2 separate regions of the Homo sapiens genome follow, and region 1 is linked to region 2. The links are chromatin contacts, found by Hi-C or POLR2A ChIA-PET in ENCODE. All regions are on one chromosome and are shown on one strand. Each heading gives the region's core, a stretch centred on a gene start or an enhancer-like site at or near the end of the contact. The rest is flanking DNA. Distances are from core to core; before and after follow the strand shown. Region 1 overlaps CHAF1A (chromatin assembly factor 1 subunit A). Region 2 overlaps YJU2 (YJU2 splicing factor homolog).

What was found. Hi-C counts contacts between places; a loop is a spot of excess contacts on that map. ChIA-PET counts read pairs that join two places held with the same protein, here RNA polymerase II (POLR2A). Pooled maps may share reads with other maps.
Region 1: a loop to region 2 is called in a pooled map, with 2.8 times the contacts of the local background. The contact joins two enhancer-like sites. A Hi-C loop is called at or near these places in 2 of 168 maps with a recorded cell type or tissue (both ovary) and 5 of 50 pooled maps. POLR2A ChIA-PET finds 5 or more read pairs at or near these places in 6 of 52 experiments (H1, K562, RWPE1 and 3 more).

What each region holds. Positions count from the first base shown.
Region 1 is chr19:4,427,578-4,434,450 of GRCh38, reverse strand. It overlaps CHAF1A (chromatin assembly factor 1 subunit A), which reads right to left. Exons shown (of 15, transcript NM_005483.3): 8 at 5,561-5,787; 9 at 4,845-5,013; 10 at 4,663-4,743; 11 at 3,810-3,902; 12 at 2,244-2,499; 13 at 912-1,381. Among named protein-coding and RNA genes, the nearest start is that of MIR4746, 15 kb to the left of the region's middle. RefSeq lists an enhancer at 2,958-3,721. Within about 2 kb of position 2,555, at least 3 of the 41 ENCODE cell types and tissues checked have a DNase peak (open chromatin) inside an H3K27ac peak, as active enhancers do.
Region 2 is chr19:4,265,226-4,271,690 of GRCh38, reverse strand. It overlaps YJU2 (YJU2 splicing factor homolog), which reads right to left. Exons shown (of 8, transcript NM_018074.6): 7 at 3,917-4,067; 8 at 2,603-3,107. The coding sequence ends at 2,995. Among named protein-coding and RNA genes, the nearest start is that of SHD, 11 kb to the left of the region's middle. Within about 2 kb of position 3,895, at least 4 of the 41 ENCODE cell types and tissues checked have a DNase peak (open chromatin) inside an H3K27ac peak, as active enhancers do.

The DNA.
Region 1 (6,873 bases), core at 1,306-3,805, 160 kb before region 2:
GCACAGCATCCAACATTCATTCAAATCACAGAACCCTCAACACCAGCAACAAACCCTAGTGGTGGTGATAAATCAACGAAGGTGCGTTTTATGTATTTATTTTTAGAGACAGGGTCTTGCTCTGTCGCCCAGGTTGCAGTGCAGTGGCATGATCATAGCTCACTGCAGCCTCAATCTCCTAGGCTCCAGTAATCCTCCCGCCTTAGCCTCCTGAGTAGCTGAGACTACAGGTGCATGCCACCGCTTGGCTAATCTAAAAATTTTTTCTTAGAGATGGGGTTTTGCCATGTTGCCCAGGCTGGTCTCCAACTCCCGGGCTCAAGTGATCCTCCCGCCTCAGCCTCCCAAAGTGCTGAGACTACAGGCGTGAGCCACAGTGCCTGGCCTGAGGTGCACTGATTGTAACCAATGCACCATTCTGGGAGGTGATGTTGGGTGGCTTGGCTTGGCTTTGGGGAAGGAGGTGTATGGGAACTTTCTGTACCTTCCAATCGATTTTGCTGTGACCCTAAAACTGCTCTAAGAGTAAGGTTATTTAAAAAACACAAAAACACCAGGCGAGGTGGCTCACGCCTGTAATCCCAGCACTTTGGGAGGACAAGGCAGACGGATCATGAGGTCAGGAGTTCGAGACCAGCCTGACCAACATGGTGAAACCCCGTCTCTACTAAAAATACAAAAATTAGCCAGGCATGGTGGCGTACACCTGTAATCCCAGCTACTCAGGAGGCTAAGGCAGGAGAATCACTTGAACCCAGGAGGGAGGAGGTTGCAGTGAGCTGAGATTGCGCCACTGCACTCCAGCCTGGGTGACAGAGCAGGACTCCATCTCGAAAAAAAAACAAAACAACAAAAAACAAACAAAAAAAGAAAAGCCCTGCAGAGGCCCCCACCTGCCCACCCCACCTCACCTGGCCGTCGTGCCTGCGCTTCTTCATGAATTGGGTGATGCACATGCTGCCCGCTGACTTCCTCTTCAGCGAGATGGGAGTGCCCTGGCTGGGCCCCGTGGAGGGGACGCTGCCACTGTCCTCTTTGGGGGCCGAGGGCACCGATGTCACATAGCTCCACTGGCACGGCACGGGCAGGTGCTCCTGCTGGAAGCTCTGTAGCACCTGCGGGTGCACGTACCAGCACATCCTGAAGTCAGGCCGCTTCTCATACACTGAGTTCTCGGAAATGAGCCGCTTGAGCCGGGACTTAGAGGGGATGGCGGCATCCTCGCTGGGGGTGGGGGTGTGCAGGTAGGTGGTGGAGGGGCTCCGCGGGCTGCCGGTGTGGTTGCTGAGCAGTCCCCGGCGGCAGTGCTCCTGGAACTCCCGGATGATGACCTTGCTCCCGTTCACATTGCCGTGCAGGAGCGGCAGCAGCTGGGCCAGGACTGGCAGGAGGGAACATGGGTGGGCATGAGGCTTGGGGAGCCACCCATCACCACAGGCCAAAAAACAAAACACATACACAAGCTCATTGCCACCGAGGCTTGGGGCATGGCCAGCTTCGGGGATAGGTGGCCTCATGAGGGCGGGTGTAAGACAGGGTAGCACCTACGCACCTGCCCAGAAGTGAGCCTTGGCCGGGCACGTGTGTTGCCAGGGCTGACTTCAAATGCCTGCTGTTCCTACCCAAATGACTGCCCTGCTCTCCTTGTGTGCCATGGTCCCTCCCCAGTTTTTTGAGTTTTTTTTTTTTTTTAGACAGGGTCTTGCTCTGTCACCCAGGCTGGAGTGCAGTGGCAGGATCATGGCTCACTGTGGTCTGAAACTCCTAGGCTCAAGCAATCCTCCCACCTCAGCCTCTTGAGTAGCTGGGATCACAGGTGCGTGATACCACACCCAGGTAATTTTGCATTTTCTGCAGAGATGGGGTTTTGCCATGTTGCCCAGGCTGGTGTCGAAGCACTAGGCTCAAGCGATCCTCCCACCTTGGCCTCCCAAAGTGCTGGCATCACAGGCATGAGGCACTGTGCCCGGCCCCTCCCTGGCTTTTGAGAAAGCACAGCCCCCACTCCAGCACTCTCTGTGCCTGTGTCCTGGTTGATAAAACAAGCCAATTAAGGGACCTGCCTCGTCCTGCTGCTAGGGACATCATTGAACGTACGGACATGTACAGGAAAAGGGCTGGCCTCTGTTATTTGTGGAAAGAACATTTGCATCACGGACCCACTAGCCTGTGACTCTTGCCCTCAGCCCTGGAATTAGCTGGGCCCAGGAACAGGTGGGTGGCCTGGCCCCGCCCACACTCACTCTGCTCGTCTCTCCTCTCCCGCTTGGAGGCCTTGGGCGTCTGCTCCTCCTGGGCCGGCAGGGTCTCCAGGAAGCAGGCTGCGAACTGCTGCAGTACCTTCAGGTCATCGCCTGCGCAGTCTCTGTCAGCCGCCCACACGCAGCCGATCTTCACAGGTTGCAGGACGCGAAAGCGCTTCCCCTTAGCCAGGAACTCGTCCCACTCCTTGGCCTTCAGTTTCTGGCGGACCTTATGGTTCTCAGGGTCGGCACACTCCTTGTGGTTTAGAAAGCAGAAGTTTATTTGGGGTTCTTGCTCCCCTATGCCCGGGCACTCTTTTGAGGAACCAGTCCCCAGCCAGCTGGGGAGCAAGAGGAAAGGACAGGGGCACAAAACTTCCCACAGTGTCAGGGCCAGGGCAGAGCACACCATGCGCTGGCTGCCCCTCTTCCAGATGGAATAATTCACACCTGGTCTCCTTTGGGAGCGTCACAGATATTTCTGAACTCACCCATGAGGCCTCTTTTAACACCCCTCTGAATTTTCTGGTGAATGTGTGATCGTGGAGCCGTTTAACAGGGTTGGGTGTCTACCCACATGGCCCAGGCATCTGGCAGACACATGCAGGGCCTGAGACCACTCTCTGACTGACAGTTCAGGCCTCGGTGGTCAGATATGCACAAGGAATGCCTAGGCCTCCAGTCCAACCATGAGACAGTCCCACCAAATCCCCACTTCCCAAACGACAGGCCTTCAAAACAAAACAGGACCAAAAACAACTTGCTTGAAAGCAAGTTCCTGCCGGGCTCGGTGGCTCATGCCTGTAATCCCAGCACTCTGGGAGGCCGAGGCGGGTGGATCACTGGAGGTCAGGAGTTCAAGACCAGCCTGGCCAACATAATGAACTCCCGTCTCTACTAAAAATACAAAAATTAGCCAGGTGTGGTGGCACACGCCTGTAGTCCCAGCTACTTGGGAGGCCGAGGCAGGAGAATTGCTTGAACCCGGGAGGCAGAGGTTGCAGTGAGCCAACACCGGGCCATTGCACTCCAGCCTGGGTAACAGAATGAGAATCCGTCTCAAGAAAAAAAAAAAAAAAGACAGTTCCACAACCTTATGGAATCTGGAAAGGGGTGGCAGGCAGGTTCGCCTGCAGAGACGTGGGCAATCTTCTGGAGAGATAGGGAAGTTCTGTTTTATTTCGGGCGGTGGTTGCCCACATTCACTTGATTGTTACGTCATCAAACTCAACACTTACAATGCACATGTCTTGCTGCATGCTGACTGTATGTCAGCTCGGGTGGTTTCCAGCCTTCTAACCCACAGACCATGGCCACGCTCCCTCACCAGGGTGTCTGCTCCTATGGCTCCCCTCGCTTGCAAGCTCCTCCTACGTCTGCCACCCTCCCAGGTAATACCAAGTTCAGGCCCAGCTGTTCCCACGAGTGAGCTTGCGTGCTTGGAATGCAGTCCAAATCTCGTATGGTTGGGCTGGGACCCCCGTCACCCTCCCAGGTCAGGCCACTGAGCACCAGTCCAGAAATGAACTTTTGCTGAGCCGGTGACCTCCCCCTTCACTCCCTCACCTCTGTCACACCTTCGTCCTCAGACAGGTACCCATGGGGCACAAAGAAACCATCGTCCTCATCTTCATCCTCTCCCATGTCGTCATCATCATCCTCAAAAGGAGAAAAAAAAAAGAGTTCATCAGATAGAAAAGCAGAGTGTGTGCCTTATTAAAAACAAAGTAGGCCAGGCGCAGTGGCTCACACCTCTAATCCCAGCACTTTGGGAGGCTGAGGTGGGCGGATCATCTGAAGTCAGGAGTTTGAGACCAGCCTGGCCAACATGGTAAAACTCTGTCTCTACTAAAAATACAAATCTTGGCTGGGCATGGTGGCACGCACCTATAATCCCAGCTACTAGGGAGGCTGGGGCAGGACTATCACTTGAGCCTGGGAGGCAGAGGTTGCAGTGAGCCGAAATCGCGCCACTGCACTCCAGCCTGAGTGATAGAGTGAGACTCCATCTTAAAGAAACAAAAAAATGTAAAGCTGTGAACATCTGCTTTGCATGGCCTCCCGACAGACACGGTGAGCATCGGCAGAAAGCCCACTAGGTCACAGCAGCTGGGCAGTCAGGAGGAAATGGTGTGCAGCAGGCCCGCAGGAGGCAAGAGGGGGCTGTGGGGCCACGGTGCAGATGCGGACGGGATCCCATCCCCAGCAGCCACGTGGGCGAGTGTCACCAGATGAGATTTTTCGAGAGAAGCTGGAAGTCTGGATGTTGAGGTGCGTTCAGGTTTCAGACCACACAGCAGGTCAAACACCAGCTGTCAGTGAGTGAACACAGCTGGGCTGCATCCTTAGCCCCTCACTGTGGGACAGAGACTCAAACACAAGCCGTCTGTGAGTGAAGACAGCTGGGGCACATCCTTACCCCCTCACTGTGGGACAGGGACTCCCCAGGCTCCTCTTCTTCCCACTCCTCATCACTGTCCACCTCATAGTCCAGGAGCTTCTGAGAAAAGAAACACATGGGACTCACAACTGTCTTTGGGGCTGGAGGAAAGGGGCACAGTGAGGAGGTACGGGGACGGAGGCACTCTGGGGCTAGCTCACCGTGTCCTGGGCCCAGGGGTCTCGCGCGCGGATGAGTGCCGTCTTCTTATTCCAGGTACCCCAGTAGGCAGGCCGGTGGTTCTCACAGAACTGCAGGAGCTTCATCCTGCCAAACTTCCTCCTCTCGGGAACACCGTCGCCCTTCCCACGCTCCACGATGACGACATCACTGAGAAGGAAAACCCCAGGCTCAGGATCACGCTGCCTTACAGACCTGCTCACAAACCTCCCAGGAACCTCCCTGTGAAGCTGGCCTAACAATTCTAGAAAGATGGGCATTTGTTAAAAAGCAGCACTGCCTGTCCCCAAAGAAAGGTCAGGAACATGGACTGAAGGGACAGATGGAGGAGGGTGCAGCCTGCAGGGTGAGAGGGAGGACAGCTGCCCAGGTGCAGCCCCAGAGCATTTTTAGCAAGGGAGGTTCTGTGGAATGAGATTTGCAAGAGCGAGGTGTTGGGGGGTATCCTTCACTGGAGACCAGCAGGGAAATAAGATTCCTCCACGAGGAGCTGGGAAGACAGGGAGAGGAAGACTTCAGGAGCTTACAGGAAGGCCAGGTGGAGAGAGGCCTGAGCCAGCACCGAAGCCCAGGGCCCGAGGGCACTAGGAAGCAAGCAACAGAAGGACCCAGAGCTCCCACCCCGGGGACCCCAGGGTTCAGGATGCTGGCCTCCAGCATCACTAGTGGGTGAAGGCCGACCTCCTCAGGCTCTGACCTGTTAAAAATATCTGCATTCCGGGTGGAAACGTGCGTGGGTCCGGACCTCAGGGGCTGCCGGCCTTTGAGGTCTTTCAAGAAGGAGAACTCGCCGCTCTGCTGCTGGAGGAGCTGGTCCAGCTGACTGCAGAGGTCTGGATGGAAAGCGGTCCGACGCCGAGGGGCCAGGACCATGTGCTCTTTAATTTCAAAGGGGGCAAACTTCCCACAGGAGCCGGCCAGGGTCTGAAATCAAGAAGAGACCCGATGGGGTCTTCGAGCAATGGGAGAAAGGAGGCACCATGGACGCACACAGCAGGGTGCTGGTGGGATTCATCCAGGCTAAGGCCAAGGCACAGACTCAAAAGCCCAGGCACTGTGTGGGTCCACAGAGCCGAGTTTCCAGAGCTACAGGGCAGAGGGCAGATTGGCAGTCTCAAGGGCCGGCGGTGGGGGGACAGACTACAAGGGAGCTGTTTTGAGTGATGGAAATAGGGTTTATCTTCATTATGGTTAGCTGGCCCTGTCATTTGTCAACACAAATGTCCTGAAAAGAGTTTATTTTATTGGATGTAAATTATATCTCAACAAACCTCACTTAAAAAAAAAAAAAAAAAAGGCCGGGGGCAGTGGCTCATGCCTGTAATCCCACCACTTTGGGAGGCTGAGGAGGGCGGATCACCTGAGGTCAGGAGTTCGAGACCAGCCTGCCCAACATGGTGAAACCCCATCTCTACTAAAAACAAAAATTAGGCCAGGGGCAGTGGCTCATGCCTGTAATCCCACCATTTTGGGAGGCGGAGGAAGGCGGATCACCTGAGGTCAGGAGTTCGAGACCAGCCTGCCCAACATGGTGAAACCCCATCTCTACTAAAAACAAAAATTAGGCCAGGGGCAGTGGCTCATGCCTGTAATCCCACCACTTTGGGAGGCTGAGGAGGGCGGATCACCTGAGGTCAGGAGTTCGAGACCAGCCTGGCCAAGATGGTGAAACCCCGTCTCTACTAAAAATACAAAAATTAGGCCAGGCGCGGTGGCTCACGCCTGTAATTGTAGCGCTTTGGGAGGCCGAGGCGGGTGGATTGTCTGAGCTCAGGAGTTCGAGACCAGCCTGGGCAACACAGTGAAACCCGGTCTCTACTAAAATACAAAAAATTAGCCGGGCACGGTGGCATGCACCTGTAGTCCCAGCTACTTGGGAGCCTGAGGCAGGAGAATTGCTTGAACCTGGGAGGCAGAGGTTGCAGTGAGCTGAGATCGTGCCACTGCACTCCAGCCTGGGGGATAGAGCAAGACTCCATCTCAAAAACAAAACAAAACAAAACAAAAATT
Region 2 (6,465 bases), core at 2,646-5,145:
AAACAGAGGGAGAGATGGGCAATAAACACGTTCCCAAGGCATCCCCTCTGCATCTCCTTAGAACACACTCACCTGCTTTATTTTCACCACCTTCGGTATACATTATTTATATGTTATTGTAAAAATATATAATACATAAAAGTTTTTTGGGGGCCGGGTGCGGTAGCTCACGCCTGTAATCCCAGCAGTTTGGGAGCTGAGGCGGGCGAATCACTTGAGGTCAGGAGTTCGAGACCAGCCTGGCAACATGGCAAAACCCCATCTCTACTAAAAATACAAAAATTAAGCCAGGCAGGGTGGCGCGTGCCTGTCATCCCAGCTACTCTGGAGGCTGAGGCAGGAGAATCGCTTGAACCCGGGAGGCGGAGGTTGCAGTGAGCCGAGATCCTGCCACTGCACTCCAGCGGGGGTGATAGAGTGAGATGCTGTCTCAAAAAAAAAAAAAATTAAAATTAAAATAAGAACGGGTGTTGGAAGTGGGAGTTCAACTTTGTTTCTGCCAAATGCTCAGGGAACATTTGATAAACACAGGTTCCTTCCTTCCCTCTGCCAACTCCTTCTGCTGCCCCCGCCGAGGAGGGGAACTTCCCAGCCAGAGCTTTCTACTCATAAAGCCAGTGAGTCCCATCCTTGTTGAGTATGTAGAGCGCAGCCCCTTTGAAGGCAAATTGTAGCATCTTTTTTTTTAATTAATTATTTTTTGAGATGGAATCTCACTCTGTTGCCCAGGCTGGAGTGCAGTGGCATGATCTCAGCTCACTGCAACCTCCACCTTCCAGGTTCAAGTGATCCTCCTGCCTCAGCCTACCAATTAGCTGGGATTACAGGTGCCCGCCACCACATCTGACTAATTTTTTTATTTTTAGTGGGGGTGGTGGGAGTCTCACCATGTTGGCCAGGCTGGTCTTGAACTCCTGACCTCAGGTGATCTGCCCGCCGTGGCCTCCCAAAGTGCTGGGATTACATGCGTGAGCCACCGTGCCCCACCTTTCTTTAAAAAAAGACAAATTGAGAAACGGTCTGGCCATGTTGCCCAGTCTGGACTCGACCTCCTGTCTTCAACCAACCCTCCTGCCTCAGCCCCCCAAAGTCCTGGGATTACAGGAACATGCCACAGTTCCTGTCCTGGGCCTAGCTCCCCACCCCCCTCCCCCTTTTTCAGGCAGGATCTTGGTCTCTCACCAAGGCTGGAGTGCAGTGGTACAGTTACACCTCACTGCAGCCTCAATCTCCCGGGCTCAAGTGATCCTCCCACCTCAGCCTCCCAAGTAGCTGGGATTCCAGGCCTGAGCCACCACACCCGGCTGGAATTCCATTATTTATGCCAGAGTTCAGCCTTCACCTACTGGGGACATTGGGTTCGTTCCCCATAATGTTGCTGCTAAACACAGTGTCACGACAAACCTCCTCGTGGGTGTTTCCTTATGAATGTGGGCAAATACCTCTTAGAACAGACAGCCAGAAATGGAACTGCCTACTCAAAGAAGGTTCATATTGTTCACTTTAAAAGATTCCAGGCTGGTGCAGTGTCTCACGCCTGTAATCCCTGCACTTTGGGAGGCTGAGGCAGTCAGATCACCTGAGGTCAGGAGTTCAAGACCAGCCTGGCCAAGATGGTGAGACCCGTCTCTACTAAAAACACAAAAATTAGCTGGGCGTGGTGGCAGGCACCTGTAATCCCAGCTGCTGGGGAGGCTGAGGCAGAGAATTGCTTGAACCTGGGAGGTGGAGGTTGCAGTGAGCCAAGATCACACCACTGCACTCTAGCCTGGGCAACAGAGGGAGACTCTGTCTCAAACAAACAAACAAAAAGATTGTACAGGCAGGGCACAATGGCTCAGGCCTGTAATCTTAGCACTTTGGGAGGCTGAGGCAGGCAGATCACCTGAGGTCAGGAGTTCAAGACCAGCCTGGCCAACATGGTGAAACCCTGTCTCTACTAAAAATACAAAAATTAAGCCAGGCGTGGTGGCGGGCGCCTGTAATCCCAGCTACTCTGGAGGCTGAGGCAGGAGAATCGCTTGAACCCGGGAGGCGGAGGTTGCAGTGAGCCAAGATCGCGCCATCGCACTCCAGCCTGGGGGACAAGAGCGAGACGTCGTCTCCAAAAAAAAAAAAAAAAAAAAAAGGTAAAGAAAGAAAAAAAAAAAGAAGAGAAAACAAAAAGAGCCCAGATGCACACTCAGGCGACAACTAAATATAAATATCTGGGCTCATGCCTGTTACAGTGGCTTATGCCTGTGACCCCAGCACTTTGTGAGGCTGAGGCAGGAGGATCACTTGAGCCCATGAGTTCAAGATCAGCCTGGGCAACATGATGAAACCCAGTCTCTACTAAATATACAAAAAGTTAGCCAGGAATGGTGGCATCCACCTGAGGTCTCAGCGACTCGCGAGGCTGAGGTGGGAGGATCACCTGAGCTCGGAAGTTCAAGGCTGCAGTGAGTCAAGAATACGCTACCGCACTCCAGCCTGGGCAACAGAGTGAGATCCTGTCTCAAGACACAAACAAACCTCTGTGGAATGACCCTCGAATTGTGCTAACAGAGGAGGTCCTGGGACCTCCTCATCAGACTCTGGGAGAGAGAAGGGGCCCAGGCGGTTGGCAGGTTTCCTTTTATTGGTTCTAGACAGTTTGTGGAAGGAAGAGATGAGGCCATCTAGAGGCCGGCAGGCTCGCCCAGTGCCCCAAACACTGCCACCCTGAAGTAGTGTTGGAAGCTGCTCCAGGGATGTTGCAGCCCTAAGCACAGTGACAGGTGGGGGCAGGAGCAGCAGGGGTCCCCGAGGTGTTGAGAGGCTGGTGAGGGCACAGAGAAGGGACCTCCTGGGGCTGAGGCCCCTGGTGGCCCTATGTGTTGGAGCACGCTGGCGCTTGTCTGTCCGGCCTCCAGTCACGCCAAGGCCTCCTGCCCTGACCACCAGCAATGCTGGCCTCAATGTGGCTGAAGCTGGACGTGTGACTTTGACCCCGTGAGGGGGTCCTGGGAGGGCTCAGTTGCTGCCGTTGCTGTCGTCACTGTCCAGGTATGCACCCAGTTGGCTCAGGGAGGACGCGCCAGGCGTCAGGGGTGTAGGGTTGGCCTCCTTCCTGTTCTGCGGGGCTCCTGGTGGGAGAGCGAGAGTTAGCTCATCTCAGCTCCACAGCAGACAGGCCAGGGACAAGGCACGGGGCCGGCCACCTCTGCAGGTTTGCAAGGTCCAGAGGTGACAGCATGTGAATGGCCTGGCCTTTCTGGATGGCACCTGATGGGACCCATTGCAGATTTACATCTGCACACCCGGGACTCAACAGCTCCGCTTCTGAACAATGGCCAATGCAAACCTTGCCCAGGCAGGCAACGTGCGCTGCCAAGAATGGAAATGGCGCAAAGTTCACAGTCCAGTCACTGTGGACTTAATCGCCTTAGGAAACATCATACTAAGGCAACTAAAAGACAAAAACAGGCCGGGCGCGGTGGCTCATGCCTGTAATCCCAGCATTTTGGGAGGCCGAGGTGAGTGGATCACCTGAGGTCGGGAGTTCCAGACCAGCCTGACCAACATGGAGAAATCCCACCTCTACTAATAATACAAAAATTTAGCCGGGCGTGGTGCTGTAGTCCCAGCTACTTGGGAGGCTGAGGCAGAGAACTGCTCAAACCAGGGAGGCGGAGGTTGCGGTGAGCCGAGATGGCACCACTGCACTCCAGCCTGGGCAACAGAGCAAGACTCTGTCTCAAAAAAAAAAAAAGAAAAAAGAAAAAAGAAAAAAAGAAGCCGCCTGCCTTCTCTGCTCACTCCACTAATTGGTCCTGTGGGGGTCGCAGGCCGCCCCCACCCACCCCATGAAGTCTCTGTAACTGCAAAGGGAGCTGCTGCCACCTACAGGCCACTATAGAAACCGCGCCCGGCTCTGGGAACTCTGTGACCTTACCTGGGGTGGGGGCCGCCTGAGGCTGCCCGTTGCTGCAGTCCGGGTCGGCCTTTGCCTTCTTCACCACGACCAGCCTCGACAGCGGGGGCCGGCTGCCCAGGCTGCCAACGCTCTGCTCCCAGACCTCCACCTTCCTCTTGGGCTTTGGGGCCTGCAGGTGATGGGGACACATGTGGGGGTCTGGCCCGGATCCAGGGCCCAGTCTGGCCCCTCGCCACAACCCCTGCTCACTGCCCCATGCCCACTCTTCCACTGCTGCACTGACCACATTCCTCCTCTGCTCTAAACTCCTCTATGGCTCCCCACTGCCCTAGGCTTGGCACTCAAGGCCTCTGCCCATTCTCCATCCCACATAGCCTGGTCTGGCACTTCCTGAGTCACACCATGGCTTCTCATCTCCACGCCTTTACCCATGCTATTCCCTTCACCAGGGATGCCCCCTTTTCCATGCACTCGCTTGGTGAACTCCTACTCACCCTTCAATACCCAACACAAGACACCCCTCCTCTGAGAAGCCCATCATGGTTCAAGCTCACATGCAGGCTGCATGTCCACGCTCACAGTGCCCTCTGCTGGCTGTTATAACTCTCTCCCCAACTCTGCCGTGAGCTCCTGTCTTCCCCACTGCTGGCTCTGCGGTGCCACAAACAGTTCCTGGCACAAGGAGGTGCTCAATGTACTTGAGAGAACGAGTGAAAATGGAGGAAGCCGCCTTGAGAAAGAGTTAGGGGCAGGTAGAAAAGGCCTCCAGCTCCTTAACTGCAACAGAAGGGACCCTTTAATCTATATTATTAAAAAAATTTTTTTGGGGGGAAGGTCTCACTCTATTGCCCAGGCTGGAGTGCAGTGGTGCAATCATAGCTCACTGCAGCCTCGAACTCCTGGGCTCAAGCGATTCTCCTGCCTCAGCCTCCTGCAGGTGCACGCCACCATGGCAGGCTAACATTTTTAATTTTTGTAGAGACGGGATCTCGCTATGTTGCCCAGGCTGGTCTCAAACTCCTGGCTCAAGCGATCCTCCCGTCTCAGCGTCCCAAAGAGCTGGGATGACAGGCGTGAGCCACTGCATCTAGCCTCTTCAATCTGTTTTATGTTTAAATAGAGGAAGTGGTAACCACTGGGTTAAGGAAGTCCCAATGGGTGCTCTGCCCTCACGGAGCTCACCGTGTGGGGAGGGAGAGGGACAAGGAGACCAATACCCAGGATAACATCCATCTGGGTGAGAGAGAAGCCAGGGTGCGTGAGCTTGAATTGTGAGGATGAGCTTCTCAGAGGAAGGGCGTCTTGCATTGGGTATTGAAGGGCGAGTAGGAGTTCACCAAGCGAGTGCTTGGCAAAGGGGGCATCCCAGGTAAGGGGAATGGCATGGGTAAAGGCGTGATGAGAAGCCACAGTGTGATTCAGGAAGTGCCAGGGCAGGCTAGGTGGGATGGAGAATGGGCAGAGACCTTGAGTGCCAAGCTGACGGTGTGAGGGGCGGCCACTGCTAAGGTGGTGGAGAGGCCTCCTTAAAGTTGTGGCTCTGGGCCGGGCGCAGTGGCTCATGCTTCTAATCCCGGCACTTTGGGAGGCCAAGGCAGGTGGATCACGAGGTCAGATAGAGACCATCCTGGCTAACACGGTGAAAGCCCGTCTCTACTATAAATACAAGAAATTAGCCAGGCTTGGTGGCACACGCCTGTAATCCCAGCTACTCGGGAGACTGAGGCAGGAGAATCGCTTGAACCTGGGAGGCAGAGGTTGCAGTGAGCCGAGATCGTGCCACTGCACTCCAGCCTGGGTGACAGGGCGAGACGCCGTCTCGAAAAAAAAAAAAAAAAATGTCGTAGCTCTGGGCTGATGTCAAAATGAGGAAAAGAAGTCAAAAGGCACAGATGGCCAGGCACAGAGGCACACACCTGTAATCCCAACACTTTGGGAGGCCGAGGCGGGTGGACCACTTGAGGTCAAGAGTTCGAGACCAGCCTGGTCAACATGGTGAAACCCCGTCTCTTTATTAATAAAAAGAAAATACAAAACCTAGCCAGGTGTGGTAGCACACGCCTGTAATCCCAGCTACTCAGGAGGCTAAGGCAGGACAATTGCTACAGGCTGGGAGCCGGAGGTTGCAGTGAGCCGAGACCGTGCCACTGCACTCCAGCCTGGGCGAAAGAACAAGACCGTCTCAAAAAAAAAAAAGTTACCTAGGTTAGTTCCCAAACCTGTTTCTACAGGTGGTACTCATCATCATTAAACTAAACTAAGGATTGGGAGGCCAAGGCGGGAGGACTGCTTGAGGATAGGAGTTTGAGACCAGCCTAGACAACATACAGACTCGCCTCTAAAAAAAAAAAAAGAAAAGAAAATTAAAAATTAGCTGGCTGTGGTGGCACACACTACACACTTGTGGGTCCCAGCTACTTGAGAGGCTGAGGTGGGAGGATCATTTGAGCCCAGGAGTTGGAGGCTGCAGCGAGCTGTGATCGCGTCACTGCACTCCAGCCTGGGTGACAGAGCAAGACCTCATCTCTAAAATAAAAATAAAATAAACCAAGAAAACGCAAGTGTGG